2 separate regions of the Homo sapiens genome follow, and region 1 is linked to region 2. A link is a loop called in an ENCODE intact Hi-C map of the cell type or tissue named here. Cell type or tissue: GM12878. All regions are shown on one strand. Each heading gives the region's core, and the rest is flanking DNA. Links, peaks and the distances in the headings are about the cores only. Region 1 has its middle 350 kb from the start of IL20RB-AS1. Region 2 has its middle 30 kb from the start of CLDN18.

Evidence for each region. Hi-C counts contacts between places; a loop is a spot of excess contacts. Peaks named below come from ENCODE experiments on the same cell type or tissue, not always from the same donor. Only the 100,000 strongest peaks of a DNase experiment are listed, where the experiment ranks them.
Region 1: a loop joins it to region 2, with 2.9 times the contacts of the local background. A loop is called at or near these places in 1 of 110 quality-filtered maps.

The regions. Positions count from the first base shown.
Region 1 is chr3:137,327,826-137,333,209 of GRCh38, forward strand. No RefSeq gene overlaps it. Among named protein-coding and RNA genes, the nearest start is that of IL20RB-AS1, 350 kb to the left of the region's middle. RefSeq lists enhancers at 877-2,604, 2,585-2,634, 3,823-5,022, 4,573-4,722. In GM12878, for the core only: no CTCF peak of the experiment used is centred there; DNase peaks (open chromatin) are centred at 2,566 and 4,686; H3K27ac peaks cover 1,193 bases.
Region 2 is chr3:138,037,017-138,042,400 of GRCh38, forward strand. No RefSeq gene overlaps it. Among named protein-coding and RNA genes, the nearest start is that of CLDN18, 30 kb to the left of the region's middle. In GM12878, for the core only: a CTCF peak has its summit at 2,830 (motif pointing right); no DNase peak of the experiment used is centred there; H3K27ac peaks cover 616 bases.

The DNA.
Region 1 (5,384 bases), core at 167-5,166, 710 kb before region 2:
CTGGAATGGGCTCCATTCTACTTCCCCAATTTATTTTTTTTTTTCTCAATCTGTTCCATAATCTGTCACTTTAAAAACTCGCACTTTAGTAGCAGGATTTTATGCAACAAATCCCCTTTCCCCCAATATATTCCACAATTTGGCCAGGAATCCTTACAGGAAGAGGTCAGAGGACTCTGATGCCTGGTTTAGAATATGTACATATTAGTGCTTCTTTTCTTCTTGTCTGTTGACAAGAGCTTTGCTACCCTACAGCTAATGACTTCTTTAGGATTTTTGCCAGCTTTTGGGTTGTTTCATTTTGGCATTTTCCTTGGCTCCAGCTTTTTTTCTCCCCTCTTCTTAACATGTTTTGTTCTAGTAGACACCCTCCTTTTCTGGCTATATCTTAAGTCATTCTTCCTTTGGGATGAGATGTCATTACAAGCCCAATAATAAGTTTAAAGATGACGATAATAGTAATAGATAAGGTTTACTGAGTATTCACCATGTACTAGACACTACTGTAACCACTTTTAATATATGAACACATTTAAACCTCACAACTGCCCTATGAAATAGCTACAACTTTTATCTCCATTTTACAGGTGGGGAAACTGCTGCAAGAGAGGTTCAGTCCCTTGTGCCGGGCAGCACAGCAGCAGTGAGTAGACAGCAGTTAGCTTGGCTTCAGGTGTGCCTGAACATTCAGGAGCTGACTGTGGAGAGATTTTCTCTGTAGGCACCTCTAGGCTCTGGACACTGATGTCCAGGATCCTGTCTTTGATGGTACTGAATAAGGTGCTGTCATCATCAGCAAGGGTACAACAGAATAATGTTTCCTACTAAATTAACAAAATGCTGGAATAATGTGTAGTTTCTGTGAATTTCTTTAGAAGCAAGTCGGCCAGACAACCTTTATGATCTTACCTTTGTACTCAGGAAAAAATATAAAATTACGAAGGAATTTTTTAGGAAGCTAAAATAGGTCACCTTCCCACTCTTAGTACTGAGAAAGACATTTTTAGAGCTTGCTTTCCAAACAAGCAAATTGAACTGAAGAAGTAACTTTCATTTGAAAATCAGGTGAAAGTCAACAACATTGATGATTACAAAATTAACAACAATAATTCCCTGGGAGAGTACCTTCACATGTCAACTAATTCATAGGGTGAAAAAAAAAATAGACAAAATTCAGTTCAACAACAGGTAATTTTGAAAATAGTCAATTTAAGAATTACCCACTAAGTAGGAGTTAGAAGTCTATGATTATTTTTTGGTTTATTCTAAAAGTGACTTGTGTAGACACAGCCTGTGTAGGGAAAGCAGACCGTGATTTGAAACATGCTGCTGCCAACCAAACAATAAAATGAAGAGAACAATAAACAAAGGAAACCTTTCCAAAGGCTCTCTTCATTTACATTCTGAGATTACTGGCCTCATCTCTCTGCTGAAATAGCCTTGCTTTACCAACGACCATCCAAATGCATAATCAGGTGCTACTGGCAGCTTTTGCTCCAACAAACTGCATGGAGAATATTTGAATGCTGCCAAGACTATAGGTGCCTGTTTCAAGTTGTCACAGAATATGCTATAACATGTCATAAATAAGGGAGGTATATTTATAAATCTGACATTAAAAATGTGTTCCTAAAATATCTCGCGTGTTCCTTGGCCATGTCAGCATAGAAATAATGTTTAGTATTTGTTTATTTTACTGGACCACCCCATGAACCTGGGGGAAACATGTTAGAAAAAAAATTATAGCTACGCCAACTATTCTGGGAGATACACGAGCCCTCCATGTTTATCAGGTTGAGGGCACTGTATTTTGATGTCAATAAGCAATTTTTCCAGCCCGGTCTCCTGCCCGACCCTTTTAATCCATCAATATATTATTAGAGATAAAGTTGGTGGATGCCTGCTGCAGTTAGAAGATAAATGACATCTCTGAAGTCAGGCATTAAAGACTAGATTAAGGCCTTGTGACACCGTTTTCAGTGCTCATCTGTGCACTTCTGTTCAACCTATCACACTGAGTGACAAGAAAGAAAAATAATGAACTGGGCCAGGGGAAGAAGAAGGAAAAAAAAAAAGGCAGAAAAAGAGAGAGATTTTTTTCCCCCTAACACACAAACTACATCAGTTCACACTCGGGATTAGACTGCATTTAAAGAAAGGAAAAAAGAAAAGAAAATGGGGAATTGGGAAGGACAGGGAAGGGACTGTTCTGTAAAGATGAAAATAGGTAGACAAAAGGGACCTGAAAGCAAAGAATTCCATTTCTGCCTGGCCCATGTTGCCTTTGGTTCCCCCACCTGCCTCCCAGCCTCTCCCATGCAGATATCCCCCAGTTGGCTTCCAGTTGCTTTAGGAATCTGCTCCATCCCTGAGTTCGGAGTGCTGACACAAGTCTTGTTAAGAGGCAGCACTCGGTTCTCAATCTTGGTGAATCGTGTTCTTCCCTCCTCACCAAAGGATTTCCTTCATGCTGCTATCATTGGTCTGGTTGGAGGTATTAAAGATTTTTGTAACTCTGTCTTCTGATAGTGATTTGAATATGGCTACTGAGTTGACAAGTACAAATGTTGAATTTTCTCCAATTGTGTGGAAAACAGGAGCCATAAATGAATTGCTTGGGGGAAGTGAAAGGAAAGCGAGATGCTGGGCAGGTGAGAGGGGATTAACCAGTGGAAAGCACCCAGGTTTGTGGGGAGGAGGCTTGGGCCAATTAATTCCAAGTTCTCTTTCTCAATCACTTATGCAGGATCAAAACCGCATCCCCTCCCCATATGATATGCTGTGTTTGTGAGTTTAGAAGGACACCTCTTTTGTAGATCTCTTTTGCTCCCAGCACTTCAACAGTCCTTATTAGAATGCAAGTCCAGAAGACATTTATGTGCATTGGTGGTGTTCCTGGTACCTTTCACTGTGGAACACATAGGAGGTCCTCCATTGATATTTGGTAACTGATTGATAACTCTTGCAGCCCCAACCTCTTTTCTGTGCTCCTGCTGAATGTATCGTATAAATTATTCTGCTGTTGTAAACATCCCCCATCTTTGATCCAACGCTGTATGGCAAGCCTTCTTGGCTGTTCATGTCGCTATCCACTGTCTATAGGTTCAGTTTGTTTCCAATTCCTGGCTTTTTTTTCTTTCCCTCTTGCATACCCCTTGTTTATTTCTTCCTCCCCTTTTCTTCAGCCCCAATTCAAGGCATCATTGTTGCAGGCTTTATCCCCAAATTCATTTTCTGTTCTTAAAATCCATTATGCCAACCATCACAAGATTGATCCTCCTCAAACTCTCCTTCAACTGTGACATTCCCTGTTCAAAATCTCCTACCAAGTATAAAACAAAGTTCAAATTCTTTATTATATCATTAAGACTCTGCAGATTCTGATCCAACTGCTTTTTCTGTCTCATCTTTTTCTCGTCCTCCTCTAAAACCTAGCCTTCAGCAAAGTCATTCATATGCTTTAGACATGGTTATCATTTACTCATCTCTGTTTGCTTTTGCTCTTCCTTGTTTTGAAATTTCCTTCCGTGGACATCTTCACTTGTCCGAACACTGTACTCTCCCTGGCTCACTCTTCTTTTCCATGTGGCTGTCTCTGTCTTCTCTTAGTGGCAGAACCTAGCTTGGCTCAGAAAGTCAACTGATTACAAGGCTTGGTAATCATAGAAAAGGCATAGGCAGCTAGGTCTCAAGGAATCTAACCAGAGAATTGGCATATCCTTAAAATTCTCTTTTTTTTGCCTCTGCTTCTTTGCAAATGTTGAGTTCCTTCTTTCTAACTATCTTTGTCTGTTTGGGCTGCTATAATAAAATATCATAGAGAGAGTACCTTATGAACAACAGAAATTTATTACTCATAGTTCTGGGGGCTGTAGAGTTCAAGATCAAGACTAGCACATTCCAAGTCTGATGAGTGCCCTCTTCCTGGTTCATAGATAGTGCCTTCTTGCTGTGTCCTCCTGTAGTAGAAGGGTCAAAGCAGCTCTCTGGGGCTTCTTTTAAAGGGTTGTAATCCTGTTTATGAGGGCTCCACCCCCATGACCTAGTCACCTCCCCAAAGGCCCCAGTCGACTTGGGAATTAGGATTTCAACCTATACATTTTGGGGGAACACACAAACATTCAGACCATAGCAGCAGCTGATGGTAAGGATTTTTCCACATCAAAGGTAGAGTTGTGAGATGGACAAACACATTGCCGATAGCTCTAGTTTCATATTTTCCCCACCAGAGACAAACTGATACCTGGGCTCTCTGACCCCAAAGGGAAAAGTCCTGAGCAAGAAGATACCTGATTAATCTAGTAGTTATCAGATGTCTATTCCTGAGCCAAGAAAGCGAGCCGTGGTTGGGGGATACAGAGGCATCAAAGGTACTAGGATTGGCCAAGTCTGAGCACATACCCTCCAATCTGGCCAGGGAGGGAGATTGCAGAGGTGACCATGATCTTTCCCACCTTGTGACTTTGTACCTCCTTCTATCAAGAGGTAGAGTCTACTTCCCCACCACTTGAATCTAGGGTGGACTTAGTCCTTGATTGAGTGTCAAAAGAATGCAGCAGGAGTGACGTGGTACCAGTTTCAAGCCTCGGTCTCAAAAGATCATGCACAATTCCACTCTTTCTCAGAAACCTGCCACCACCATGTGAACAAGTCTGGGCTAGCCTGTGTGATAATGAGAGATATGTGGCTCAGTCATCCTTGTTACCCCAATTGACAACCAACCAATCACAAGAAGCAGAGCTGCCTAGTGAGTCATCAGTGCCATCAGTATATTCAGTTGAGATCAGAAGAACCACATAGATAAGTTCAGACCAAAAAGCCAACTCATAAGCACATAAATGGTTGTTTTTTTAAGCCTCTAACTTTTGGGTGTTCTGTTATACATCAAATCTAACTGACACAAAGGTGGAATATGTATGACAGCTGCTCCCCTGGTAACTGTATAGTTTAGAGTAGAATATTTTCCAGAAGCAGGAAGACTGTGTTCTGGGCAAACAAAACCATGGATGGCAGGTACAGCCACTTCCATGCCCTAACACAAGACTATTGCATTCTTTTTTATTTCTGAGTAGACAGTGAACCGCTGAGGGCAGTGGCTGGTCTGGTTCATTTCTCCTAGTAATTAGCAGAGGCTCTCATACACATTAGGTACTTGGTGAATCTTAGTTAAATGAGTGACTAGATGGGATATTATTCCATCATCATTCTCATTTGTGGGTATATGAGACTTGAACATTTTATCACTGATATACCACTAAACCTTGGAACCTTAAGAATATTTTTTGGGAAAAAAATCTTTCATATATTACACAAAAATGCAAATCTGATGCCATACCCCAGTGATAGGTTTGATAAAATTCAAGACTAAACCACTTTATAAAAAG
Region 2 (5,384 bases), core at 52-5,051:
ACCACTGGCCTTCTCAGTATCCAACTCCTTTTCCTGACTAGAAGGGCCATCCAGAAAGAGCAGGATGGGCTTGCTTCAGGATGGGTGGCCTAATGTTGGCAGGTGGTCTGAGCCAACCAGATCCACCTGTGTGGGGAAATGTCCAGAACAGACCCTGAGTCCCCAGATATTTAACACCTGGAACTCATCAGACCTGCATCTGATAAGGAAGGGGCTCTGTATGAGCTATGCACAGAGCAGCCTATCTCTAAAGAAGACTTTTGGGTCCTTGATGAATTTTTCAAGGTTTCTAAAAGATAATCTCAACCATGTGTTATCACTGGATTCTACTCAGAGATGTTAGACATCAGGGAAAATTCAGCAGCTATTGTTTTTTAGTTGGACACAGCAAAGCTTCAGAAACCCAGTTACTTAGTCATTTTCTGTTTCTTATCACAGAATACCTGAAACTGGGTAATTTATAAAGAAATGAAATATATTTTTTACAATTCTGAAGGCTGGGAAGTCCAGGGTCAAGGGGCTGCATCTGGTGAGGCCCTTCTTGCTGATGGGGAGGGATCTCTGCAGAGTCCCAAAGGAGTTCAGGGCATCATGTGGTGAGGGAGCTAAATGTGCTAGCTCAAGTCTCTCTTCTTCTTCTTATAAAGCTACCAGTACCACTTCTGTGATAACCCACTAATCCATTAACTCACTGATCTCTTAATCTATGAATGGATTAATCTATTCATGAGAGTGAAGTTCTCATGACCCAATCACCTCTTAAAGGCCCCACTCCTCATTATTTCCACATTGGGAATTAGGTTTCAACATGAGTTTTGGAGGGGACAAACATTCAAACCATAATACCCAGGCTTACGTAAAAATGAAGAAAACAAAATAAACTTTTTCTCCTTGAAAAGACATTAGGAAAAAAGAGAAAAGCATTTATGGCAGAAAAAAATCTCTCTGAGCCATTAAAAAATACAGATGATTATTAATGTTAATATTGCTGTCATTATCATTATCATTATCGAGAATCTACAATGTCACAGACATAGTTTCAGGCCCTTTTCTTACACTATTTCCAACCCTCAAAATAGCCCCCATGAGACAGGTATTATTATCCCCAGCTCACAGGTGAAGAAACCAAGGCTCAGGGAGGCTAAGTATCTTGTCCAAGTAAGGTGACCAACCATCCCAGTTTGTCCAGGACTGTCCCAGGTTCAGCACTGAAAGTCCTGTGTTCCAGAAAACCACTCAGCCTGAACAAACCGGGACAGCTATGCCAAGTCTACATAGCTAATAAATAGAAAAGCGTGGATTCCAACCAGGTTTGTCTGACTCCACACCTCACTTTGTTTCCAATATGCCATAGAAAATCCCATTAAATGGGCAAAATAAATTCATAACTACATTTTTTTAAATGGAAGGAAGAAAAAAAGGGAGAGAGAGAGACAGAAAAGGAAGAAGAAAAACACAAATGAGAAAAATAAAGAAAGATAGGGAGAAACTCATATAAATCTAGTTTAAAGAAAAAAATATTTGCCAATGAAGCCAAGAAGCGTAATACTTAATTTATTGTAAATTTTTAATTTTTAACACTCAAATTTTAAATAATGCCCAATAAGAGCCTGTCTCTGTAACTAGTGCATAGACAGATGGCAGAGATGGGGGAGGACATTGGGCTACCCAGTACCTCAGCCTCTGCAAAGCTCTCAGTGGGTTCTGTGATGTATGTGCACTCTTAAGGGCTTCCAGGCTAAAGAGGACTCTGGTGTGATGCCACCCAGAAGGGAAAGGAAAGCCCCAGCACTCCCAAGGTGGACTGTCCGTAGGAGAAATACCTGTTCCCTCCAGTGGTGGCAGCTACACAAACATTACAAGGTTGGGTGTGGACCAGGGCTCACTTCATCCCAGCAGCCATCTTAGGCTAGAGCTTCCCCAGCAGCATCTGGGATCTGAGTCAGTTTCCATCAGCACTGAGAGGTTTCCCATTCCTTTCTCATCTCAAGTGGAACTAGATGTGACCTGCTCACTCTGGTTTCGAGTTTTTGACCAGTCCAAGCTTTCCCTGTTATCAAAGCTGCCGCCCTTAGCCCTTGTTGACAATGAAAAGCTTATTTATTTTGTTCGACAGGCCAACTTGAATTTCCCCAAAGAATGTTTTAAAAGGTAAAATATCAAACATATTAAGCATGTAGGACTTTGCCACCCATACTTATTGCCCAGAGGAGGGAGGTTGCCATGGCAATGCCTCTGGTAAGGAGGATGAAGTCTGGCTGAAGGGTGAATAAAGTATCACAGTGGGGCACAGGCTGCCCCACCAGGCAGCAAGCCCCTTATGATACTGGAAGTGTTTGCCCAAGTCTTAAGAATTAAGTCATAATTAAGAGAGAGAAAGAAAAACAAAAATGTCCAGCTGCAAAAAAAAAAAAAAAAAAAAAAAATGTTGAGGGGTGGAGGAGTCAGAATGTAGATAGAGATATTTTAAAAGTCAGCAGTGAATGAATGTGACTATGTCTTCCTATGACAGCTGGCAGAGCCCACCCACCAGTAGCTTTTGTGCAGACAGGCCACACCCCATCCATCTGCAGAAAGGTACAGCCAATGGAGCAGAGAGAACCCAATAAGGAATTCACTGGAGGGTTGGCATCAAATGACCTTCATGGCCTCTTTGGTAACACACCAAAACTCCACAGAAATTAACACAAAAACTAGGCAGGAGGAACTCAGCTTCCAGTATGGCTTAGTAAGCTCCCACCAGGCTAACCCTCCTGCAGATAACAAATATAAACTCTGTACAAAATACAAAAAGTAACTACTTGAAGCCACTAGAGGGTGAACAAAGACAGACATATTCTGAAGGGTAGCTGACATTTAAAAGAGAGGAAAGGTATAAAGCAAATTTCCGTTTTTGAGGCTTCTGGCCCAAGGACAAGCCAAAGTCAGGTGGCATGAAGTACCTAAAATCTGTTAGAAAATCTGCAGTTTTTCTGGCCTGAAGAACCATGAGACAGAGTTCAGGGCAACTATAGCCACTATAAGGTGAGCAAAGAGTCTTAGAAAAAAGAGACTCAGAGGGAGAAGATCCAAGTTTTCTATAAAAACCCCTCCCTGGGTCTCTAGTTAAATCCTAAGCCATGCAAGTATAGGGCTGACTACAAACAGCTGACTTAGGATCCAAAGCTGAATGGAGACTTGAGATGTCCCCAAGACACAAAGTTTGCTGTATGAGTAGAAGCAAATTAATTGTCTTCTCCAGCAAACAAAAAAAAAATCAATACTCTTTGGAAGACTATAATAGCATCTAGAGTCTCTGAAACATAATACTCACAATATCCAGGACGCAATCCAAAACTATCTGACATGTGCATGACGTGACCTATTTTTAAGAGAAAAGGTGATCAATGGAGACCTGACCCCAAGATAACCCAGATACTGGAATTAGCAGATGAGGATTTGTAAAGCAACTATTGTAACTATGCTCAAATACATAAAAGAAAATATGCTAATAATGACTAAAAAGACAAGAAATCTCACAGAGAAATAGAAACTATTCTTGAAAACAGAACTTCTGAAACTAAAAATACAAAATCTGAAATTTAAAAATGTATGAACTTAGCAAAGTGGAGATTACAGAGGAAATCATCAGTTAACTTGAAGATAGGTCATTAGAATTTATCCAAAAATAGAGAAAAAAAGTTTTAGCAAAAACAGAACCTCAGGTACTTGCAGGATAATATCAAAAGAGAAATAATTGAGGCCAGAAGACAGTGGTATTTTTAGGGGCTGACCGAAAAAAAAAATGTACAAATACACTTCAAGAATGAAGGCAAAATACAGTTTGCAGATAAAAGGAAACCATGAAGATTCATTGCCAGAAAATCTTCACTATAAAAAAAATGCTAAAAGAGTTCTTCAATCTGAGGGAAAATGATACTAGATGAAAACTAGGATCTGCAGGAAGACATAAAGAGCATCAGAAATAGACCTTGTTGAATAGGACACTGGATATCACTAGATGTAATGCAAGACTCAAAGCCTGAGAATTTGAGGCAGTCAGGCACTGCACCTCACCTTCCACCATCACAGCGGCTCTGGGCAGCTGTCAGCGTTCCTACTGCCTCACATAACTGGGAGTATGAATCCACCTGTAGAAACACATATTGCCGTATGTACAAAGAGGAAAGACAGTAGAATTAAGTAGGTAACAGCAATAGGTAAGTCTTGGCAGTCTCTAAACCCAATACTAAAGCAGGAAAATCTTAACTTTGTAAACTGAATTGAAAAAATACTTTTGAAAATGTTACTTTGTACATATTTAACGTAGAGGTGAAAAGTTTCAGGATGAGAATTCCCTCACAAGCGCCAGATCTCAAAGGCATCTCTCAGCGGGTCTCCAAATAAGCAAAGCCAGTACCAATGACAAAGAATTCATCAATGGTCATTCTCTGAATGTCTTGCCTCATACTAGGAGGTAATATCATCTAAAAAAAAAAGATGACTTTCACTTCATATTTCTCACCAACCTATCAGTTTGTTAGAGATTTGTTTTTATGTTTTGATCTTTTGATGTGTGGTAACATTGAATATTTTGTGTGATATGTGTGTCTCTTTGCTGTGTGTTTATGGATGAATTGAGTATTGGTAAGAATAAAGGAAATTTCATAATCCTTGGTTCTCAATCAGAATGAGCTAAAAAGTGAGAAATTTCTAGACTCCTGGAAGAATAACAGCAAAAAATATAATTTTATGCCCAGTACATCAAGTTGATTGACTTAAATATCTGCTAAAATAACTTTTTCACACTAGGATGGTAACAGGGAAACTGTGTGTATATATGAAAGTTGTAAAGAGATAAGATTTTAAAAGAAATGAAATTAAGACTACTCTGTTTGCATTTAATCACCTAAAACCTATTTTTTAAAAGGATTACAGAGTTATCAATTAGTCATCATCATTGATGGCAAATAGTTCAACTCTAGTCTCCCTTCAGGCATATTTTCCTCCAGGATGTGAAAGAAAAATCTTTTCCAAAGCAGCTGTCTTTAGGCCAGATTCTCCCAAGGAAATTATTATGGCCCCTGCAGTGGACAATTTAATCCCAGAGCAGCTAGTGAGGGTACGGTTTGCAGAGTAGGATGGGATAGACAATGAGTGTAAAGACACTGTTGTGAGATCCTGTAGCTGACTGCCCTTCAGTTCTTCTGCTCTGCCCTGATTCATGTTTCAATGGAATGGAAGCTCCAAAAACAGGCTGAACATGAGTCACCTCCACTTACGTGCAACCCCTTAACATTCTTTTTTTCTTCATAGAAGCTAGCTTTTCTTTCTGTGACAGTAGAACTGGCACTTCAGTTATTGTTCTCCAAATTGGGTTTCATACATTTAATATATTTTCAAGA